2 separate regions of the Homo sapiens genome follow, and region 2 is linked to region 1. Evidence: chromatin loops called from intact Hi-C (ENCODE). Cell type or tissue: K562. All regions are shown on one strand. Links, peaks and the distances in the headings refer to the core of each region. The heading gives the core; the rest is flanking DNA.

The links. A loop is a pair of places that touch in the nucleus more often than their neighbours do. Peaks named below come from ENCODE experiments on the same cell type or tissue, not always from the same donor. Only the 100,000 strongest peaks of a DNase experiment are listed, where the experiment ranks them.
Region 2: a loop joins it to region 1, with 3 times the contacts of the local background. A loop is called at or near these places in 10 of 110 quality-filtered maps.

What each region holds. Positions count from the first base shown.
Region 1 is chr2:6,888,206-6,900,386 of GRCh38, reverse strand. It overlaps RSAD2 (radical S-adenosyl methionine domain containing 2), which reads right to left. Exons shown (of 6, transcript NM_080657.5): 4 at 10,062-10,211; 5 at 6,684-6,716; 6 at 2,148-4,609. The coding sequence ends at 4,445. Among named protein-coding and RNA genes, the nearest start is that of RSAD2, 17 kb to the right of the region's middle. In K562, for the core only: a CTCF peak has its summit at 3,032; a DNase peak (open chromatin) is centred at 6,346.
Region 2 is chr2:7,002,466-7,014,646 of GRCh38, reverse strand. RNF144A (ring finger protein 144A) reads right to left here. Exons shown (of 9, transcript NM_014746.6): 4 at 89-193. Among named protein-coding and RNA genes, the nearest start is that of GRASLND, 90 kb to the right of the region's middle. In K562, for the core only: a CTCF peak has its summit at 6,638; a DNase peak (open chromatin) is centred at 6,536.

The DNA.
Region 1 (12,181 bases), core at 1-8,000:
CTATATCCATCAAGCTACCATCGACTTTCTTCACAGAATTGGGAAAAACTACTTTAAATTTTATTTGGAACCAAAAAAGAGCCCATAGAGCCAAGACAATCCTAAGCAAAAAGAACAAAGCTGGAGGCATCACGCGACCTGACTTCAAACTAGAGTACAAGGCTACAGTAACCAAAACAGTATGGTACTGGTACCAAAACAGATATATAGACCAATGGAACAGAACAGAGGCCTCAGAAATCATGCCACACATCTACAACCATCTGATCTTTGAGAAACCTGACAAAAATAAGCAATGGGGAAAGGATTTCCTATTTAATAAATTGTGTTGGGAAAACTGGCTAGCCATATGCAGAAAACTGAAATTGGACCCCTTCCTTACACCTTATACAAAAATTTATTCAAGATGGATTAAAGACTTAAACGTAAGACATAAAATCATAAAAACCCTAGAACAAAACCTAGGCAATACCACTCAGGACATAGGCATGGGCAAAGACTTCATGACTAAAACACCAAAAGCAATGGCAACAAAAGCCAAAATTGACAAATGGGATCTAACTAAACTAAAGAGCTTCTGCACAGCAAAAGAAACTTTCATCAGAGTGAACAAGCAACCTATGGAATGGGAGAAAATTTTTGCAATTTAGCCACCTGACAAAGGGCTAATACCCAGAATCTACAAGGAACTTAAACAAATTTACAAGAAAAAAACAAACAAACCCATCCAAAAGTGGGCAAAGGATATAAACAGACACTTCTCAGAAGAAGACATTTATGTGGCCAACAAACATATGAAAAAAAGGTCAACAACACTGGTCATTAGAGAAATCAAATCAAATCAAAACCACAATGAGAAATACCATCTCACGCCTGTTAGAATGGTAATCATTAAAAAGTCAGGACATGACAGATGTTGGAGAGGATGTGGAGAAACAGGAATGCTTTTATATTGTTGGTGGGATTGTAAATTAGTTCAACCATTGTGGAAGACATTGTGGTGATTCCTCAAGGATCTAGAACCAGAAATACCATTTGACTCAGCAATCCCATTACTGGGTATATACCCAAAGGATTATAAATCATTCTACTATAAACACACATGCACACGTATGTTTATTGCAGTGCTGTTCACAAATAGCAAAGACTTGGAACCAACCCAAATGCCCATGAATGATAGACTGGATAAAAACAATGTGGCACATATACACCATGGAATACTATCCAGCCATAAAAAAGGATGCGTTCATGTCCTTTTCAGGGACATGGATGAAGCTGGAAACCATCATTCTCAGCAAACTGACACGAGAATAGAAAACCAAACAATGCATGTTCTCACTCATAAGTGGGAGTTGAACAATGAGAACACATGGACACAGGGAGGGGAACATCACACACTGGGGCCTGTTGGGGGGTGGGGGGTTAGGGGAGGGATAGCATTAGGAGAAATATCTAATATAGATGACGGGTTGATGGGTGCAGCAAACCACCATGGCACGTGTATACCTATGTAACAAACCTGCACGTTCTGCGCATGTATCCCAGAACTTAAAGTATAATACACATACACATACACACACATATATATATGCTATAGAAATTACTTTGACATATACAATGGTTTGCTACTTTCATTATTCTCCACTATTCATTGTGTAGAGTGTATATATTCATAATTGATAAATTCAAATGTGCATAAATTTAAAATTTTTATGTAACTAGACTTATTTTCTATCTCCAGGCTCCAGTTCTAGTTAACGTAAGAAACAATATTGTCACTTCTAGACAAACATGGTCAAATAAAATTTTGGATTAAAAAAAGAAAGAATTAAATGCAACATAAAATATCTTCCCTTAACACATAAGATACCTCCGTGAAATTGTTCCTTGCTTTCCCAATTAAATGTGTTTTACAAAACTAACACTCACATTTAAAACTGAAAACATAAAGCAAAACACTATATAGGCTGAATTTGAATTTACTCTAATGTTAGAAGTCCTTATTTCTCCCCTTTAAGAGAAATTAACATTTGAATATTTTAAACATTAAGGCCTTGCAAATCCTGACAGTGCATTAGGTGGTGGTGGTGGGGGTGGGGGTGGTGTGGGCGTGGCCTGTGAATAATGGTGGATAAAACAGCTGAAAATGTATTTAACATAGCTTATAGTTTTATTTCACTTTACATTACATTCCTCTTTGGGGAAAGAAAAATACAGTTTCCCTCAGCTAGAAAAAAATTCATTCCAACTCAGAAGATTCAAACTTCAAATTCAGATTTGGTTTCAAATAACACTGATTGAATACCTGCTGTATATCAAACAGTGTCCTTGGGCTTTCACATATGTGACCTTTCTTAGTTGAACTCTCTTGCTTTTTTTTTTTTTTTTTTTTGAGACGGAGTCTTGCTCTGTCATCCAGGCTGGAGTGCAGTGGCGCTATCTTGGCTCTGTAACCTCTGCCTTCAGGGTTCAAGCAATCCTCCTGCCTCAGCCTCTTGAGTAGCTGGAATTACAAGTGTACGCCACCATGCCTGGCTAATTTTTGTATTTTTAGTGGAGACGGGGTTTCACCATGTTGGCCAGGCTGTTCTCGAACTCCTGACCTCGTGATCCACCCACATTGTCCTCCCAAGTGCTGGGATTACAGGCGTGAGCCACTGTGCCATGAGGATTAGTAAAGTGCACTCATGTTAAGTAAAAAATTTGTTTTATGTTTATGCTGATTATATGAAGGTCATCATAGCTTAGACACAATCAAAACCCATGGGGAACATCTTTAGAATTCATTTTTCTCTTTTCTTACAAAAAAAGTAAATAGGTAAAATGGAAAATAGAAGACAACCTATCCTATCCTGGATGAGACACACACATATTTAAATTGAATTATAGACTTAAAATTTAAGTAGGAATATTTTTTTTCCTGAGAAACAAAGTCACAAAAACCAAAACTTTCAGAATCACCAAGTCTTGAAAATAGATTATGAAGCAGACTTTTTGGATGGTGCTTAATGACATCAGGCGACATTTAAATGCCACCTAGTGAGGAACACTGAAATTGCAGCTAAATTAAAATGACCTTTTATTTGCCTGGACAACAAAAATTTTCCATGATTTTGCTTTTTTGAAACAATGATAAGAAATTTTTTTTTAGGCAATAAGATACTAAGTTGTATCAACAAACTGCATGGGATATTTCCACAAGGAGAGGATTTTGTTCCCTGATCTAGTTTACGTGACATTTTCCCTTATGCTTGCTTTCTCTGAGCTGACTCTTCTTAAACTGACCTAGATGGTACCCTATTTCAACTGACTCAGAGTTCATTCAAAAATATGATATGGTGACTTGGCTTCACTGACATGAAATCCAGGCACTCTCTCTACTCTTGCTCACATTCTTCCTTGCCCAAGGTTCCAGCGTGATTTTAGGATATCTTATGCCAACCCAGTGTGCCGTCACTTCTCAGAGATGTAGGGCCAACCAGCTACTCAACTACACTCCTATTCTTTTGCTTGACAGCCTCATGTGGCCAGATGATAGGCGAACAAAGCAATGCAAGCACTGCCTCCATGTCAACTCCATCATCAAATGGAAAGCGTATCTTTGTTTTGCTCAGGATCTTTGAAGAGAAAGGGACACAACAGGTACCACACACATAGGTAGCCAGCATTCATGGAACAGCCACCGTGGGCTGGGCTGCACCACACCGTCTTTCCATGTGTTATCTCTTTCTAGAGACTTCTTGAAAATTGGTAGGATTATCATATCATATGTTCTTGGAAACATCTGTTGACTATTTCTGTACATCACAGTAAAAAGTACAAGACTGCAATGGCATAAAGGCAAAAAAAAAAAAGCATTATAACCAGCAGAAATAATTGAGGCAGATACTTTGTAATGTCTCAGATGTGAAAACTGGTTATCTGGATATTTGGCAAAAAATACTGACTCTGTCAAATGAACAAACCTGGAACAAGAAATAGTTTCAAAATGGAAATATAGAAATCGCAGTAAACATTGTTTTAAAAAATCAAATCCAAATTAAATTTTGCCCCCACAGATATCACTAGAGCTTATTTCTTACAAACGCATCATTGAGCTAAATGTCAGGTCCTGTGTATAGGGGCCTTATCTAAGCATTTTTGGGGTCATTATTCCTGTGTGTATTCCTTCTTTTTAGCTAAAACAAACTCAAAAACAGAAGTGCTGTTTCAATAACAACAAGGTTATAAGCCAATGAAGTAAAGTTAATGGTTTTCCATTGTCTCAGGATTTGCTATCCAAGTTATTCGTGTGTTCAGTGACCACAGGTAATCAGATGCCACGTGCAGCAGAAAATCAGGTTTTCAGCCACTGGGAAATACCAACGGGATAGTATTGCAGACAATGGCAGTTACTCTAGGAGTTTTCCCACTGGTGTGTTGAAGTCTCGTTCCACTTTCCGCTCTACCAATCCAGCTTCAGATCAGCCTTACTCCATATGTATTTTCCTCCTCGCTTCAGAAACATCTTTTCATCAAATCCACTGAATTTTATAGCTTCTTCTACACCAACATCCAGGATGGACTTGGAAGGGTCCTTCCGTCCCTTTCTACAGTTCAGAAAGCGCATCTAGAAAATTCATAACAGAAACTGGTATATTTCCATGTGATGAATCCTGTAAAACTCAATCTAGACTATTAATCCCAAATAGCTTTTGATATTCCAGTCATGTCGACAGGTATCTTTTGAAATCTGTGGCTGATATTGAACCCCTTGGACCCCATCTCTCTACTCAACCAGCTCATGGTCTGGTGGAAGAGGCTGGGCTAAGTACAGTAGACACCTAAGCGCACAATAAACAGAATGATATGCGCCCCGCATGGGCAGATGTAGTTCCACTGGGGGAAGGGGTAATCAGGAGAGGCTTGCCCCAAATGCTAACATCTGAATTATGTGTTGAGATTTTAAATTGGAGGGAATGGTATCATAAAAGCACAGAAGTGTGATATAGCATGATGTACTGGGGAAATGGAGGTAGACGGTGTTTCTGGAATAGTAATGATGTGCATGCATCCGTGCATGCATGCATATATGTAAATATTAATAAAGGCTTGTTTTGAGAAACGGAGAGAGGATGAAAAGAAAGGTGCTGCTGAGGCAGGCAGGTGCCAGATCAAGAGGAGTCTTCCATGGCAGGTGCCAGATCAAGAAGAGTCTTCCATGACCTGCGAAGGCTCTTTGTTTTAATCTTATTCCATCCATTTTCATTTGTTTTAGTCTGTCCTATTCTACTCTGTAGGCAGAAACGATTTCTTCACACTCCTTACGACCTACACTGAGTGTTTCATAGGAGCTCAAGTAATACTTATTGAAGCAAAATGTTATTCAATTGGTAAAAGCAAATTTTGGTTCAACGATGTGTTTTCCAAATATGTGGAGACCAGTGAGTTTGTTGAGGGATGCTGGTCAAAATCACTAGACAATCATAATAATTTCCACTCCAAAAATAAATTGTTTGAATTTTCCTCTCTACCTTGGACCCAGAAACTAAATGTTTTCCTTATCACCTTTTCCCTTATGCTCTATTAAGAAAGCTTATATTGTTAAGAAATGAAATGGGTATAAACAATGATTGGTTAACTTGAAAATAACAAAATACCAGCTGGACATGGGGGCCCACACCTGGAATCCCAGCATCTGGGGAGGCCCAAGTGTTAGAGGCCAGCATGGGCAACATGGCAAAATCCAATCTCTACAAAAAATACATAAAAATCTAGCTGGGTGTGGTAGTGCACATCTGTAGTACCAGCTACCTGGGAGGCTGAGGCAGAAGGATCACCTGAGCCCAGGTGGCTGAGGCTGCAGTGAGCCAAGATTGTGCCATTGCCCTCTAGCCTGGGTGACAGGAAAACCTATCTCAGAAAAAAAAAGAAAAGAAAGAAAGAAAAGCAAACATCAAAAGTGACAGTAAGTATTTCTCCAAAAAACAAATCCAATTTAAATATGGAATTCAAGGTTGTTGGAGCTCATTTCTTTAAAATATGTCTTCAAATGGAATTATTTGTCCTTTGCTAGGAAGAGTGGCAATGGTTATAGATCTAGAAAAAAAAAGACAGAGGAAAGGGGAAAGTGATTTGTTTTTCAGTTTTGAGAAGGGTAGGTTTCCCTCTTCCTTTGGAAGGCAGTGGGGGTAGGAATAATATCAGTGGTGTTTGGAGCAGAAACATAAGCCTCTCCTTAGGAAAGCCAAGGTTTATCAATCAGAAGACAAGCTGGCTGTGCCTGGTTTGTCCAAGATAATGAGAAGAGTGATATGGCCTTCCTTCAAAGTAGGCTGGATGCCCTATCTCAGGAGAGCCTCCAGCCCAGGACTACATAACAGATGACTCTGTTGTGTGTGATAACGGGTTCAATGTGACATCCACGGATGCATAGTTACATGGCAGACAATATCATATGGTGCTCAGTGCAAATCAGTGCTGGGACCTGGGTTGAAGCTTATTCTGTTCCAGTGTTTAGCTCCACATTTGACCCTGTGAAGTGAGGGCTCTGGCATAATCATAATCACTGACTATCAAACTGTGAAGTGCTAATTAAGAAGGACAAATAGGTACTAGATAGTTATGCTCATGGAACTCAACTCTGCCATTACTGCTAATTAATTAATTAAGTTTTAATTTTATAACTCATTGGAAATACTCACATATTCATCCAGAATAAGGTAGGAGTCTTTCATCTGCAAAGGAGAAGTTAATACAAATTTAGTTTCAGGTGCATTTCTCAGTATGTGAGCTCAATTGTCCACCTGTAGTGTTTGCATTGTATTGTTTTGGATCCAGCATTTCTCATTTCCCTTGAGTTGCCTTTGGCATGGCCCTCACAAGACAAGGCTCTGTTTGTGTGCATTCGGTTTTCAACAGATCACAGCAGGCCTGGATTCTCTGCTCTTTGCTGAAAAGGTCACACATCAGAACCTTCATCCTGAAGGCTTCCCTGACATTGAACCCCAAGGCAATTTCCCCAACCCTTCACACTTTGGGAGAGCCCTTTTCTTCTTTACATGATATTTCTGATGACTGTGTCCACCATGTATCTAATTTCTCCCTTTTCAATGTATAAAGCAGAACTCTCTTGAATGCTATTTTTTTGGAGCTAAAGGGTCGATTTACCTGAGGATTTTATTATTACCCTAACATTACTTACAAACAGTTATGACTTCTATAGGTATATAGAAGCTGTACCTGCACTGTTGATGGGAAGGTATTCCTTCTATACCTATTCTTGTAGATAGGGGTCTGTAAAATGTTTTCTGTAAAGGGCCAGATAGCAAATATTTTCTGCTTAGCAGGCCACACAGTCTGTCACAACTAATCAACTGTGCTTTGCAGCCCAAAATCCACCACAGATGATACATAAGAAAAATAGCTTGGCTGAGCTCCACTGAAACTTAATTTATGGACCCAGAAAACCAGCTTTTATATAATGTTCACAGGGCACAAATACGATTCTTGTTTTGATGTTTTCCCTCATCAAGTCTTAACTTGCATCCTGTACTACAACAGGTGGCAGGCCAGACCCATCCCTGGGGCCAGCATTTGCCAACTCCTAGGAAGGGATGGGAGCAGACCTGCTATTGAATGTCTAGTGGGGTACCAGTAGCATCAGCATCATCTGGGAACTAGTTCAAGGTGCAGAGTGGTGGGCCAACCTCAGACCCACTGAGTAGAGGTCTGCCCTTTCACAAGATCCCAGGTGATTTGATGAAGTTTGAAACAAACTGGCTAAAAGGTTTGTGGGCTTTGGGGTCATCAAAATTCAGATTTTGCCCCTGATACAAGTCAGGTAAATGAGTACCTACCACTCGGCCTCTTGATGTATACAATGGGGATGATACAACCTGGCTCATGAAGCATTAGTGAAAATGGCAATGAGTCAAAGGGTTAACAGTCCCTCTTACAAAGGAGGTACTCAACCAAATTTTCTTTGATGTCATATTAACTATTAAGATGGAGTTTTAAAAAATTAAATAAAATAGTGCATAGAGGAAAACCTCCTCTACCCCCTTTCTCTTCTTTTTGATGGTCATCCTGTCCTTCATTCTGAGATTTTCTTGTTCATGTTCACTTCAACATTACCTTTTAAACTTGAACCATTTACCTAGAGCCTCAGAAGTCTAAAGCATAAGGAATGAATGTCTGCTCTTTGAGTTCCTAGCATTACTTAAACATATGGGGTAGAGATTTTCCTGTATATGTATTTTTGGATGGCAGATGGAGAAGCTGTTTTTAAAATAATAAAACTAATACTTAAGTTACAAAATTTTAAAGTTCAAAAAGTTATAAAGGTGAATAAAACTACTTATAATTCCACTACTCCAAGATAACCAAAGGAATATGTAGAGATACTTTTTTTTACACATCAGGATTAAACTTCAAATTAATTTTGCATACTGTTTTTTATCTGTACCTACTATTATATTATCAGAATTTCTCCTTGTCACTTAAAAATTTTTGGAATATGCTTGTTAGTCAGTGTAACATTTCATTCTGTGAACCTACAGACTTACTCATTCTCTGTATGCTGAATGACAGGCTATCTTTATTTTTTTTTGGTATTATTCTTTTTGTTTGTTTGTTTGTTTGAGACAGAGTCTCGCTCTGTCGCCCAGGCTGGACTGCAGTGAGCGATCTCCGCTCATTGCAAGCTCCGCCTCCCGGGTTCACACCATTCTCCTGCCTCAGCCTCTCGAGTAGCTGGGACTACAGGCGCCCGCAACCACGCCCGGCTAATTTTTTGTATTTTCAGTAGAGATGGGGTTTCACTGTGTTAGCCAGGATGGTCTCGATTTCCTGACCTCGTGATCCGCCCATCTCAGCCCCCCAAAGTGCTGGGATTACAGGCGTGAGCCACCGCGCCCGGCCGGTATTATTCTTAATACTGCAGTAACATATCTTTACATAAGTACTTCTCTAGTTCTGTGAATATTTCTCTTGTTTTAAGGTAGAATTTCTAAATTCAAATATGGGCTATTTTAAAGGTTATAAAGTTAGCAATTCGTTTTCTAGGAAAGTTGCAATAATTTATACTCTTGCTAACAATATGAACTTGCCTCTCTTACTGCAACTTTATGCTTCATATTTTATTTTGTATTTCCTTGAATATAGACAATATCAAATACTCTTAAAATGTTTATTCACCATTTGTTTTTTTTCTGTAAATTATCTATTTATGCCCATTGGATGTTTTGCTTTTTTTGGTGTTCATAGATTCTTATTGATTTAAATAACTTTATATATAATACTTTATTTTATACAATTCAGTATATCATGTTAACATATTTCACTTTTAATTTTATGATATGTGTGACATATTTTTAATTTTATGGATTCAATTATACTATCATAATTTTTTTAAAGTTTGTATCTTTCATTAATAAGGAGGTTCCTTATTAATGGATTTTTTTTCCTGTAGCTTCTGAGAACACATTTTTAGATACCCGGCTTCTAGTTATACCTGAAGCTCCACAGTGTAGACATGTTTTGGCCAACCTTGTTTTATCGGTGTATGAAATTTGTGCTAATAGGATGGATCCAATTGTCATTACATTAGAAAACTAAATGGGAAACATTTCTTCTACATTCTGTGCAACATAACAAAATTATACATAGAGATTATTCAACTAAATAAAGTGATAATGTTGATATCAACAGAGTGGCGTTCGTTAGTTCTTTCTATGTTTAGGGGTTATGTCATGCATGTATGACACATAGGGACATTATACTTATATGAATCATATAGCAAGAATATCTACATGAATCTATATACAGTTGTATCATCTGCAAAGTACCACTCTATCCATCGTGGATAGAGAAACTGAAGCTCTCTAAAGACCCTGCAGCTGGGAGGTGGCAGAGTCAATGGCAGCCCTCAGCCCTATCTGCCCTGACATGGCATTCCTCCCATTTCTCACCACCGAACCCTCTAAAATAACAATGTGTGGGGTCCTTGGCTGAGAGACTTCCCTTTTGGGAATCAATCTGAATGTATGATGACAAAGAAAACAACTTTTGCTTTATACAACCTTCTGGTTAGATTCAGGCACCAAGCAGGACACTTCTTTGTGGCGCTCCAAGAATCTTTCAAATTCTTCATCACCAATAACAAATCTTTCTGCTTCTCTTAGAGCATCTTCTCCACAATTCTCACCCTCAATTAAGAGGCACTGGAACACCTGAAAGGCAATGGTAGTGTTTGCTTTGCAGAGAGCTTTCCATCGTGTTTTCCCCCAAACCTCACTCCCCCTTTTCAAGCTTCATCTCTTCTGAGCAAAGAGACTCTACGAGCTGAGGAACATTCTAGAAAGATATTACTTTGGGGAAATGAAAGCTAGCCCTGAAATTTAGGAATATGGTGTCAGAAGCACAAACATTATTAAAATATAAACTTTCAAAAACTTGTCTAGATTATGTTTGATTGAGTCATAAATTTTCAGACAACAAAATAATAGGTACTTATTGAAAAAATATAAACTATAAAAGAGCATAAAAATAAATCATGTGTAATCCCATAACCCAGAAAAACACATTTTAAAAACATTGTTTTCTCTGCTGATTTTTAATATATTCTTATGAAGGCCTCTAGCATATGTCTGTTTTTCATGTAAGACCTAAGAACAGTTTTTCAAAATCATTAATATTCTCTTTCAACAGTCTTTTAAGTAAACAAATGTGTGTGTAAGAGTGTGGACAGTGTATTATTCTATACATACTACCATCATTTGAAAATAAAAGTCAGTCCTAGAAAAGGCAAGAAGTGAAGAGACTTGCCCAAGGTGACAAAGGGTGACAGCCAACCCAACACAGAGGCAGGACAAACCCAGATCTAAAGGGTTTCCATGGAAAGGATGATTCTACACAGAATTTCACTAATATCATCGTCTGAACCACTCAGATGCCACTATAGTCAGATGAGAAGAAATTGTCAACACTTCATGTTGCCTTTTTTGCTCACTCTTTATTTTTCCTCTTCTTTTTTGCTTCTCGGTCTTTTGATATCTGCCTCCACTGGCCCCTGGTCATAGGATAATTTTGCTATTTGCTTTCATGGTGTCTTCCTTAATAGACTGTGAGCATCTTGGGAGGGGTTGTCACCCATCCTCATGCCCCATCCAGGCTCAGGGTAAGGAGAGGCCTGGCAGGGAGGGAGTGCCCTTCCATGTAGGTTTGAATCATGAGCAGACTTGACTATCAAAGAAGACATACAGCACAGGCATTTTTTTCCAGGGACTTTGACTCCAGAATCAGCCAGCTAGACTGGAAGGGCTTCTGCAGGAGAAAAGCAAGCCGTAGGAGCTGGAAGGGGAACAATATTGAGGGTGTGGGATTGGGCATGGGGGAGTAGAAGGAGCCCTCTCCTCCCATGCTGCTGGAGCAAGCCTACAGGTCACAACAAAGCCTCCCAGTGAGTAATCACGCATGCTCATTGCTGTTGTCCCGGGGACACGGCTGGTGACACCTTCCAGCCCACAGCCTCACAGTGGAGGAGGCAGCCTCAGGAAACTAGGTTCTGAGTGCAATGTAAGATTGGACTAAGAACAGGCACCTGTTCCAGAAGCATCAATTTACATCAATTGGAAGCCTGCATACATCAATAATCTGGTTTTCCAAACAGGCAGAAACTAGCCTTCCACCAAAAGAGTCAGGATCTTGATGGCAAATCTACAGTGAATCAGATGAATGGAAGCCAGTGTGGGAGTCAAAATATCTGAGAGAAAGGCCATGAGATAGGAGAAAACCAAGCTGTGGGGAAAAAATATTTACACATCTGAAAAAAGGACACCAAAAGAGAACAATGAGGAAGACAGTAACAGGAAACATAGGGAAGACGAGAGAGGTGGGTACAGGAGAGGGGCAGGCAGGAAAGTCAACATGTCTAAGGCAGCTTAGCCCTCCAGCTGGAGCCTCTGCCTTCCTGGTGGATCATGTCCCTGTTTTTCCTATCAGACCTCTCTCTTTAGCTTTTCTCCAGTTCCTTCTAGACCTGGGAATGTGGCTGATAATTCATATCCTTATATATGTAACCAAAAGTTCAAGTTCAACATACCTATTAGCAATTTTTGAAAGTAGCATCTCCAGCTTCCCCTAACCCATTTCCACATATTACAGGACAGCTTCAGGAAAATGATAGAATATCCCTTTCCCT
Region 2 (12,181 bases), core at 2,180-10,179, 110 kb before region 1:
CACCCAAACAAAACCCACGTTATTCTGACAAGTTCAGCAGTGCACGCCTGTGCACATCAAACAGCCCAGTCTGTTCAATTGCACATGCCTCGTTCTCCTGTAGGTGGCCCTGTTTAGGGCAGGCAGCATCTGGGCAGCTAATTGCGGTTTCTAATCCTTCTTTGATCAAGAGCTCAACATACTGTTTCAGGCACTGAAAGAAAAACAGAGAAGTGTCTATAAACATCTTTACCTCCTTAATGCTGAAGAAACCATGATGCATTAAAAAAAGGACCAGGCACATCATTCCATTACAGTTTAATATTTTCACTGTGTAGTCCACAGCAACCAACACATTTGAGGTTTTGAGGTTTTATTCATTCAACAACTATTTATGGGGTACCCATTCTGTGCCAGGGACTGTATGCTCAATCACAAAGCTAAGGCTATGGGTTAGATCCCGGCACAAAACCTCAGCAAACACAAGAGCCAAGAATTCTAAAAGCAAGATGAAAGGCAGCAAGGGAGGCTGGGAGGTAATATTTCTCAAATGCCTATAAGATGCAGGCACTGCATTAAATATTTTATCTCTCAGTCTTTCACTGAAGCCTTAGAGCATTTTTACAAGAAAGGTATGACTGTTCCATTTTTCATATGTGAAAACTGAGTCAGCAAAGGAGGAAGTTGCCAACTTACACAAATAGTACCCAGAGCCTCGATGTGAACCCAAGCTTGCTCAGACAAAATGCCCATGATCTCCCTGCTGAGAACCCAACTGTATTTGGCATTCCTCACTCAGGGTGCCTCACTTACCAGGCAATTACTCACTACCTACCTTACCTACTTGGGGGCACTGCTTAAAGCCTGAAGTAAGCAAAACAAGAAGAAGTGAAGGACATGAAGTAGAGTTAATATAAAAGATTCTGTGGTCTTCACTCCTGCTTTACAAAGTCTACTAGTCTTAGAAATCTAGTGTTTCCCTGAAAAGCATATTATAAACAGCAATGAGAAGAAACAATACGGCCTTTGCCAGCTAGGCTCACTACCAAGAGAAACTAGATGTAGAGCTTATATAAGAACTCAAAGAGCATAGAAAATGATGTAAAATCCTACAACGGCATCCCCAAATCAACTTTAATCACAGTCCCAGTATATTTAAAGTTCATATTAGCAACAATATATAATATTACAATACCATTATTAAAATATAATAGCAATTAATCAAGAAAAATTAATAAGCTATGTTTGCTGAGCTGACATCTCCCCGCAAAAACGTATAATCCATTTTATTACAAGAATGCATGATTATTACTAATGAATGGGTCTAAATGGAAATTCAACTGCAATTCCTTCTACCTCCATGTTTAGAACAAGCCTATTAATCTCTCTCTACCATCCTTATTTTCCTGATCTGCAATTTAGGGTGGTTTAACCTACCTCACAGTGGAGTTGTAAGAATATTAGGCAAGTGAAAAAGTATAGAAGAATACACAGAGAAGAGTATATGCTTGATATATAAAGAATAATTTGATCTAAACTGGTAATTCTCCCCATCCTAGCAAAATAGAATATTTCATTCATTGAAGACTCCAGATTGCAATTTCTTTAAAAAACAAAAATCAAGGCAATCCTCAGAAAGAGCCACTTCCCAAAGCTTTTCTCAAGAGCTGTAACTTCAAGTACAAATTACAATGTTGGTGGCTCCACACTGAACCCTGTGTTCCAGCCTGTGTTCTTTTGATCTGCCTGGGCTCTGATGATTGCAGTGGCCCTAAACTTAGGTTTTCACAGATCATCTACATTTTACCAACCTATGGTTTATGAAGACATTTCCCAGAGTAGTGAGTATGGACGACCCCAGGCTTGGAGTTCTACGTGAGACTCCAGATGGCAGAATTTTCAGAGATAAATTCATTAAAACCAATGCAAAGACTTCTTTCAGAACAAGGGAGAGGCAGATGATGAGCAAGAGAGGAGTCACACCCAGCCTCCAGCAGGGCTGCAGCCTGGTTCTGGGAACCATCCGCAGACGTGTTAAGTGGCAGTGGCGCTGCGGACTACTAGAGTGGTGAACCATTGTAACAATGAGCAGAACAGTTGGCAGATCAGTGGAACTTTCTGTTTATGATTGGGTGCCACATGACAAGGGAGAAAGATTGTAGGCTTCAGAGCCAGACAGGCTCAACCAATCCTTGTCCCTCAAGTCAGAGTTTGAGCAACAGCTCCCTTGACAATAAAACCAGAATGCCCATCTCCCTGCACTTGACAATAAAACCAGAAGGCCCATCTCCCTGCACTTGACAATAAAACCAGAAGGCCCATCTTCCTGCGCTGTTGTGACAGTAATCTATGAAAGCACCTGGCATAATTCCTGGTAGACAGCACCAGCTAAGTAAATAGTGGCTGTTGTCTCTTTTTTGTCTACTTACGTGATTTGTCTCTTACAGTTATAGGTATTTAAAAATCCCAAAACCTTAGCAACAAGATCATTATTTTACTTTCTATTATGAAGTTTGTCTAAATGGGGTCTCTGGAGGATACTGGAGTGCGTTAAACCAATATACGATGCTGAAGACTCTCAGGATATTGTGCGGATCAGTATATAATGATAAAACATGACGCATCCTAAGAAGCAAAATACAACAATTAAAAGTGGCATGAAGCGTACACCCATATGCAACAAGTAGTGAGTCATGTCTGGGTTTCAAAGCTACCCAAGAGTGAACATCATGTGTCATCAGGATGCAGCTATCTGTACAATCTGCAAAAGGATTATGTTCTGGGAATATCAATTTGTTCACTACATAAAGAGAGATGACGTTCCAAGCGCCTGACCTTGCATCCATCAAAAACAAGCCCAGCTTTCTTCCAGATATAAAGTGGGTCATGACTCACAAGCTATGGTTTTCATTCTAATTGCAAAAAGATGTCTTGAAATGAGCACAAAAATAGGTAAACAGAGAAACTTCTGTAAAATACACAGCCTAAAAGCAGATACTGACACATTTTCCTACTACTGCACTCATTATAGATAGCAGTAGACAAATGCTTTCTAAGTCCTAGATTCTACGTGAATTGCATTACCTATGTTAGCTCAGTAAACATGCACAAAAGTCATATGGCGTGTTACCATGCTCACATGACAGATGAGAAAACCAAGGCTCAGAGACATCAACAACAGCTCAATAGAAGCACTAGGGCTCAAACCCACATGTGGCTGATTCCAAGGCTGGTGAGGTTTTATGTTTGTCTGTTGTACATTTTTTGTATACTTACTCCTCAATTGAAAACTTTTACATGAGCCAGTTTAGAGATATAACATACAACATGAGGACTAACTTTAATACAATTGTATCATATCAGGGATTGTTAGTAAGTGAGTAGACTTTAGGTGCCCATCACCGTAAAAAGCAACTATGTGAGATGATGAATACGCTGAGCTGCTTCACTATATGACCATTTTATTATCTATATGTATCCCATAATACTATGTTATAAACCTCAAATATATACAATAAAATTTATTGTTTTTAAAAGAACACTTTCAAAATCAATCATTCAATACATATTTTCTGTTTACCTCATAAACTTTTTCTGTAGAACAAGGAATTGTATGTACTTTAAAGGGGCATAGTGTCAGTCAACCCCGAGAACCTCTCCTTTGTATGTTCATGTTCATGCTGCTGCAAATGCAATGATCCATTTGCAATGCTGCAAATGCTATTGAGACCCGCACAGCCCAGTGTAGGGGAAAGAGGCATGCACAGATCATCATCACAATGCACTGTGCTCCGTGCTCTCATGGGGCCACTTCAAGGGGGCAGGGAGGCTCTAATGGGCCACTACAGGGGTAGAGAGGAGGGGTCCCACCTGGGTGGGATCAGGGAAGGCTTCCCAGAGATGAAAAGTTGGCCAGAGGGTCAAAGGCATTGCAGGAAAAAAGGCATCAGCCACACAGAGGGAAGAAAGGGGGGTAAGCCACAGAATGTTCCAGGAATTTCATTTTCCACTTTGGTTTCCAACTCTTTGAAACCTGATGACGAGACAGCACTGCTGATTTGCTAATATACCTCCGGTGCGTCAGAAGTTTCCTGCCAAGGAGAAGTGGCCACAGAGAAATATCTGCCTCGCCTAAAACTACAGCGAGTCTGATTTTTGTCTGCTTTTTCACACGAAGGCCTGCTGGCTACTGATGATCCTAAAAGCAGGAGAAAATGCCCAGAAACTGTGCTCAAAGGTGCTTATCTGGGATCCACGATTTATTAACACAAACATTACACGCAGGCAGGTCCAAATTGAAGCAGCAAAAGCCCCATGAACAGTGGTTGGGAGCAAAGACCCTGGAATCACACACAAGGCTGCCTTGAAATTGTAGCTCACCCACTTAGCAGACATGTGGCTCTAGCATGGACCTTTCTCTCCCAGTGCCTCCACTTCCTAATACTGTGGGATAAGCTTGGCAGATAGAGGGACAATCACTCCACAGCTCCAGTACCCCGGAGACAGCGGTGCTCCGGAATATTGCTTACACGCTCCGCAAGGGTTTCTCTCAGCCTTTCTAGAGCCATCAATAATCCATGGTCTGTTTATGTTTCTCCTCTAGTAGATGGTGAATTCTTTGAAAACAAGAACTATTAATTATTTATCTTTCTATTCCCCATACCTAACAGAGTGCTGGCAAATAGCAAGGGATGAATCAAAGCCTTGCAGATAGAGGGTGAATGGAAGGACACAAAGATGAGTAGAACACACACAGAGTAGCCAGACACCTGGCAACAGGCATTCCTCTGAGCCCCAGCAGGAGGGCTGGAGCCCTGAGACAGAGGTGTGCTAGCTACACACCACCACCGCAGGGCCATACAAGCCGGGTCCTCAGCACAGGCTGGAGGGCTGTGGTTAAGGAGGCTGGAGGCACGACCTCCTGCACAGCCTTCCCTTCTGAGGACAGCCTCATGGGAATCCCCCTGGCAACTCTCACTGGATGGCCCTGGGAACCTGCAGCAAACTGCCCAGCAAGCTGCACAGTACATGTTCTGGCAAGGATCACTTTCCTCAAGGATGTAGGACTGTGACTTCACTCACAAGCTGAAGAGTTCAAATTATAAAGTTTGTTTTTATAAGGTTCTTGAAAAAAAAAAAGCCCCAGACTTTATGCGTAAAATAAACGCTCCCATCTATATGAGTTCTTGCTTCTGTCGAGCCTTTAGACCCGCCGCCTCCTGTGCTCTCACCACAGCCTTGGGTGGTGTGCAGGAGGCAGGCAGGCTCACAGTCAGCTGCTTCAGGTCATGATCGGCGTGCTGCTCCCCTGCATTACCTTTTTCCTAAGCTATCTAAGACTAAGTCCCTTCAGCTACAGAACAAGATGATCCTGCTTTGCAGGTGGCATCCTTGCTGGAAGGGTGGATTTTGCCCTATATAAAGTAAGGCCCCGGCAAATACTAGTTCTTCTTACCCCTTCAGTATCCTCCACCTACTTAACCTCATTCTACCTATGCACAATTTCCATCATCAGAGTCTTCCAGCCCGCATGCTGTGTATGGGTCTCCTGTCACCCATGTGGAGGGTGAGTGCACACCTCATCTCCTGCAGTGTAGATAAGGCCAGGGGTAATGCCTCTGTGGCCCTATGCGGCCCTCACACGGTGGCTGGTGACTGTAGATGCTCAGTGAAGATGTGGACGGAATGATTTTGTGTTAAACACTCTCTTTCAAGAACTCCAGGTGGGAAGTTAGCAGTAGCAAGCCTGTCACTTATCTGGGATTCTCAAGTCCATTCAGCAGCTAGCACTGAGCACCTGCTTTTGTGGGGTGGCATGCAGGGACCTGGGGTGGAGGCCAGGAGGATGCCCAGAGCCCCGGCTCCCTGGCCATTCAGAGGTCTCAGGAGCAAGGCACGACAGCAGGACTGGATGCGGAGGCTGTTTATTCCATCTCCTTATACGAGGAAGAGACCGCCCCTTCCAGTGTTGAGTTTGTCCAAGACAAACAGCAGTCAGGAGAAAGGGAAGCAGGCTCCACCAGAAGGGGTGTGCTCAGGAACAGCATCTGGCCCGGGGGGACAGGGAAGCATGGGGTGCAGTAGGCCAGGAGGCAGCAGCAGTGCTGAGTGGAGCGGCAGGGCTCACTCCTGCAGGCAGTGGAGAGTGCACCGTGTCGGGAGGGGGCCTGTGTCATCCACGGCTGCTTTATAAGAACCCACTCGGGGCAGGAAGGCCAGTGTGACCGGTCAGGCCTGCGGTTCTTAATCAGGGCACTGTGTCAGCAGAGCTTCAGGGAAGTGTTTGTGAGGGGACAGCTGGAGGGTAAGGGACTGGGCACAACCTGCAGCCGGGCCTGCAGCTACACTGCGGTCTACAAAAGCCACCAGAAGCTGGACGTTCCCGAGGAGGCCTGCACATGTGACCACGCACCCGCTGCCAAAAAGGAGGAAGGCCGCTCTTTGTTCTCACAGTTGCCTGTCCTGAGGTCTGGGCGGCAGCCAAAGAGGCAGTGATAGGCTCTGAAGACTGAGCCCGGGAAGCCAGAGACAGGGTGAGATGGGGGTGACAGCCAGGAAGATCTGGCTCTCTAGGGACGCCACTGGGCTTTTCCTCCCCCTCGCCAACCACAAGGGGAAGACACTGACGTGGAGACTGTGCTTTCCACTATACCACAGGGACTAGTGAACTGTCCAGCTGCCTTCCCCTCACCTCTGGAGGCAGTGCTGGGCTGGTGGAGAGGGAAGACTTCTGAGAGAATGCATGTTCCTTCCTTAGCAAGGAGCTCGCTCCTGCAGCCTCAGCTTCCAAACAAGCTGCAAGAGAAGCGGTGGTGTGGGCAGCGCGGCCCGTTTGTTCTATCTGTTCAATATGAAAACCCGGATTCACAGAGGAGCAAAAATGCATATTTCACCCAGCCACGGCTTCATCACGAAGACCTCCCAGGGGAACGGAACAGAGGCAGTGTGGTAGCAGGGTGTGCACACAGACAGCACCAACATCAGAGGCAGGAACAGGCAGGGACTCGGCCTGTCACTTCAACAAATATATATGCACTCCACACCAAGGCTGTGACATTGGGTGAAAGGCATATTGTGGCTTGGCAAGTGTACTATGTTGAGGGTGGTTAAAAGCTGAGGCAGGATGATCCCTGGGTCAGACTCTTAATGGAGGTGAAATGAGTGTGTCTGTGAAATCGAGTGTGTGCGAATTTAAGACCTGGACAGAAGGGGACACATGCACAGACGCGCTTGAGAGGCTGAGTGTGAGACAATGTGAGTAGGCGTGCAAATACTCAGAATGTCTAACAGCAGAGGGTTAAGTTGTAATCGTGTGACACTTTCTTAATTCAGCCTCTGTTGGGAAGATCTGAATTTTCCAGACAACTGAAGATCATTCTATCCCATCATGAAACCAAAAGTTTTATTTGTTTGCTCTTTACCCATTGTATAAGAAAGGGCTGGGGAGACTGATAGGGATCCTGCTGACATTGGGGCAGGGTTGAGGACGCTACCTGCTGTCGGTCCTAGACAGGCCTCCTGGAAGAAAGCACTGAGGAGGGTTTTGGGGTGAAGAGTCAAGTCCACAAAATGGGGAGAGGAAGTAGATCCCAAGGATCCTTGCCAGGTGGGAAGGGGCAGGGTTCTGAGGGGGTGGGAAGGCACTCTCTGACCTTAACTAGGGCAGGGTGTGCAAAGGCTTCCAGAGTGGCCCTTCATCCCTTGGCTCACTTTCTGAGCAAAGCCACTATCAGGAATCGGCATTTTCTCATGGACCCTTAATAGACATCAAATTTCTAGTGCAGAGACAGCCTACTTCAAGGTATAGGCCCATGCTTGTCACCAGGACCTGTGTTTTGGGAAGGGACACCTACCTCCTCAATGTCAGAGGGTGGAAGAAGGTAAGGAGCCCCACTTAAATAGACTGAGTGTCTATTTCAGAGAATACTGTTGGAATGGCAGGCCATGGACAGGGAAGGGAGGATGGGAGGCTTTGGGGAGGTGGCCATGGAGAGAGGACAGTGGCTGCCAGCCTGGTCCCAGAGGTCCCAGTGAGGGAGGGAGGCAGTGAAGGGGCTCGGGGTTGGGGTACCAGGACCCACCTGTGAAGACCAGCAAGGGTTGGGGTAGCGGGGCCACAACTCTCCTCTGAGGCCAGTACGGGCATCGGAGGCAGGAGTCACAGGGCCCTTACCCTCTCCTGCCCTGACATTGAGGAGGCAGGTGTCCCTTCCCAAAACACAGGTCCTGGTGACACACCTGTCAGTGTCCCAGGAGCATTTTGCAGCACAGGCTGAGATCTTCTGGCCTGCCACTTATCCTGTGTCATCAGGTTACAAACTGTCATTTCTTGTTAACTGTGTAGAGAATTGTTCATCCTCCGCATTTTAGTTTTTCATACTCTTGATTAGGAAAAATACACATCAAGTTAGAAAAAGTTATAACTACAGCATCCCTGGGCTCTGAGTGAAGTCCTCTGCCAAGATTAATGTGCAGGAACTCCGACAACTCCAGACCCTCGTCAAGCTGTTCTGCTTCATGGAGGTTCTGGGCTACATTCTGGGTAACAGAGATTGTTGGGATCCGGGCTTTAGACTGGGACAGAGCATAGCTGTCATGATTTCAGGGGCAACACGAGGAAAAAATGCTTTTCATTAAAGGAATGATGCCACCGAGAAAAACACTTTGAATGTGTGTGTAAATTAGGGTATGTGCAATTCTCTAACAGCACTTCAGTTCATCAATACCACAAGTTAAAAAAAAAAAAAAAAGAGTGGCAGATATGCAAGGAGCAGGTGCACCCAAGTCAGGCTTTCCAGCAAGCACCTCACTCCAGGGCAGGCCCCTTCATGTCTCTGAGCTGCAGCGTCCTCTCATGAGATGGAGAATCCTGCCTATTTCACAGGTTTTTATGAGAAGTGAGATGAAGCAATAAGCTAAAGTTTTAGAAGGACTCTAAGAGCCATGGATAAAAATGAAGACAACTCTGGTTGTAGCCTGTGAGTTGTCAGCAGGGAATCTGAGGGGTACGGGTGCTGGTCTTAAGACAAAGGAGGTCAGGAAGCTGTTCTGTGTTCTGGGAACACGGAACAGACTTGCAGAGGCAGCTCTTTACTTTGCAGGCATCTTGGCAGCTGGAAACTGCCAGCTTGGCAGTTGGAAGCTTCGCTCTTTGCAACAGCCCTGGAACTCATCCTTTGCACCCTAAAGTCATCCCACCCTCCAAGTCAGCCTTCTCCCCATCGAAAAACCAAGACTAAAAGGAGGCCCTCTGCTTAGGAGAGGCAACTCTGATGGCTGGATTCACGCATCTCTGAACCTCTCAGACCCCAGAAGAGAGGCCTGGGAAGCCCACCGATGGTCCTCGGAACCCCAGGAGCCAGCCTGCAGAGCAGACATGATCAGACAGCCTCCTAGTGCCTAAACTCCATACTGAAAGAGCAAGCTTGGCTTCAACCATTCTGCATATACTAGGCTTTCATGTAGACTTTCATTTGAACAGAGGGACCTTCAGCTGAAGAACACTTTGAAAACTATTTCCCACCATTCACTCTTACCAGGGCAGGCCAATATCACAGTGTAAGATATTTAGTTTCTTCTTAATCTGACGACGCTATGATTTCTTAGATACATCTCACAGAAAATGCAGAGATAAAACCATAGCAGCAGCAGTTATAATTGTAAAAATAAGACTAGAAAGAGAACCACCTCACTCTTACCTGCCTTAAGCCACTTGGAACTCAAGTATGTAATGTGTGAGCATCAACATTTTTTTTGGAGGGCCATTATGTGCCAACATTTATGAAAAAGCAGAACATAAGAAAACCCCTTCTCTTCAAAAGCTCCTTTAGAGGAAGTTATAGATCAGGGAACACAACCGCCACACAGTATGTGAAATGCTATTGTAAGTTTAAGCTCCAGATGTTTGAAGAGCTGAGAAACGTCGAAGTCCTGTAGTTTAGGATGGCTCAGTATGGGAAATTGAGAAAGGGGGAGGAGCATCCGCAATGGAGCTAGGAAGCTGGGGAAAAAGGCAGAAAAAGGCAAAAGAAAAGGCAGGGACCAGATGATGTCAGGCATTTTCACTCAGGAAGGCGCTTCCTGTACAGGATAAGTTTCAAATCAAGAATGCAGTCGCAGGTTTGCCCTCTTGGAAGGGACACCCTGAACTTCTTTCAGGAAATTCCTCTGCCCATCTTGGCCATCTGATCTGGTGGACTGGATCCTAGAGTCGGGCCAGACTCTAAGCCAGTTACTAGATCCCATCTTAAGGACCCAGAAGTAGGATCAGATAGGGTGGTGCAGCCAATAGAGCTGGAAGGTTATTTGCTGGGGAAGGAAGTCTCTGTTTTATCTACAGGAGTTACTGAAAGAGACCTTCTCTTTCCCCACTTATGGACAGGGGAGTAAGTGACATCTGCAGCCACCACCATTTTGCTACCACAGTGAGGAGACCCTGGATGGAGATGAAAGCAAAAGAGGCCTCTGCCTGGTTTGAGCTGCATAGAGTTGTGGGGTCCACACAGGCCGCAGGAAGAATCTGAGTGCACACGCAAAGGCAGTGGCAGTGGGACAGCAAGTGACAAAGTCCATGTAACTCACAGTTCAGAGACCAAAGAGTCCCACCTTTCTTTCAGAGATGAGAAAGCAAGAGGAGAGAGGGAAGTTAAAGGACTTGCCCAAGGTTCCCCATTCATTAGTTTGGGAGCTAATCTGAGAACCAGCGACACTCATGGTTTTCCAGTTGATTGCCTGCTCTACCATAACTTGTGGTCCCCACACAATAGCCAAACAATGGCTACTAATGGAAACAAAGCGTGCAGAAAAGTGGGGATCATAAGAAAATGCATGCCCCCTTTAGATCCCAACCTTGATAACCCAAGGAAGGCCCAGAGTGGCCACATGGCAGGTGGCAAAGCATGCTGCCCTCTCGCAGGCTTTGCTCACATACAGCTAGTCTGGAGCCCTCTAGTCCTTGCCAGTTACAGTCATGAGTTGTCCAAGAAGAGAATACATTCTGAACAATGTATCCTTAGAGGATTCTGTCACTGTGCAAACATTATAGAATGTAGTAACATATACCTAGGTGGCATAGCCTACTACACACCTAGGCTAGCTGGCACAGCCTATTGCTCTGGGCTACAAACCTGTACAGGGTGCTGTGCCACTGTACTGAATACCGTAGGCAATTACAAGTATTTTCGCATATTAACGACAATACTAAGTATTTGCACATCTAAATTTCTAAACATAGAAGAGGTTTAAAATATGCTATAAAAGATGTAAAAAATCATATACTTATACAGGGCGCTTACCATGAATAGAGCTCACAGGACTGGGAGCTACTCCGGGTGAGTGAGTGGTGAGTGAATGTGAAGGCCCAGCCATTACTGCTGCTACAGACTTTATAAACACTCTATACTTCAGCTACACTCAATTCAGATAAAAACTCCATTCTTCAATAAGTTAACCTTAGCTTCCTGTAACTTTTTTACTTTGTAAACTTTTTCATTTTCTCAACTTTTTTATTCTCATAACATTTAGCCTAAAATACGAACACAGCTGTACAAATATATATATGTGTATATATACGTACAAATATATACATAGTACAAATACATGTGTGTGTATATATGTATTTAATATCCTTATTCTGTAAGCTTTACTCTATTTGTAAATTTTTTTATTTTTTTTAAACTTTTTTTGTTAAAAACTAAGACACAAACACATTAGCCTAGACCTACACAGGGTCAGGATCATCCATGTCACTGGCTTCCACCTCCACATCTTCTCCCACTAGAAGTTCTTCAGGGGCAGTAACACCATGGAGCTGTCATCTCATATGAGATTAACAACAATGCCTTCTTCTGATGCCTCCTAAAGGACCTGCCTCAGGCTGTTCCACACCTCTCTTATTTTTTCATAAGTAGTAGTACACTCTAAAATAACGATAAAAAAGTACAGAATAGTAAATACTAGGCAGAATGCATTTTTCAGCTCCTGTAATCTTATGGGATCACCATTATATATATGGTCTATCATTAGCAAAACATGGTGATGAGGCGCATGACTGTATGTCTCTGCTGAGCTTTAGACTAGTAGAAACCTTAGCAAAGTCCTCTCAATCTGGACCCATCATGCCCCAACACCCTCTTTCCTTCGCTGGTCCCACCATGGTGGCTCTATCCGTTCATGCTTTCTCAAGGAAATAGTTCAAATGCCC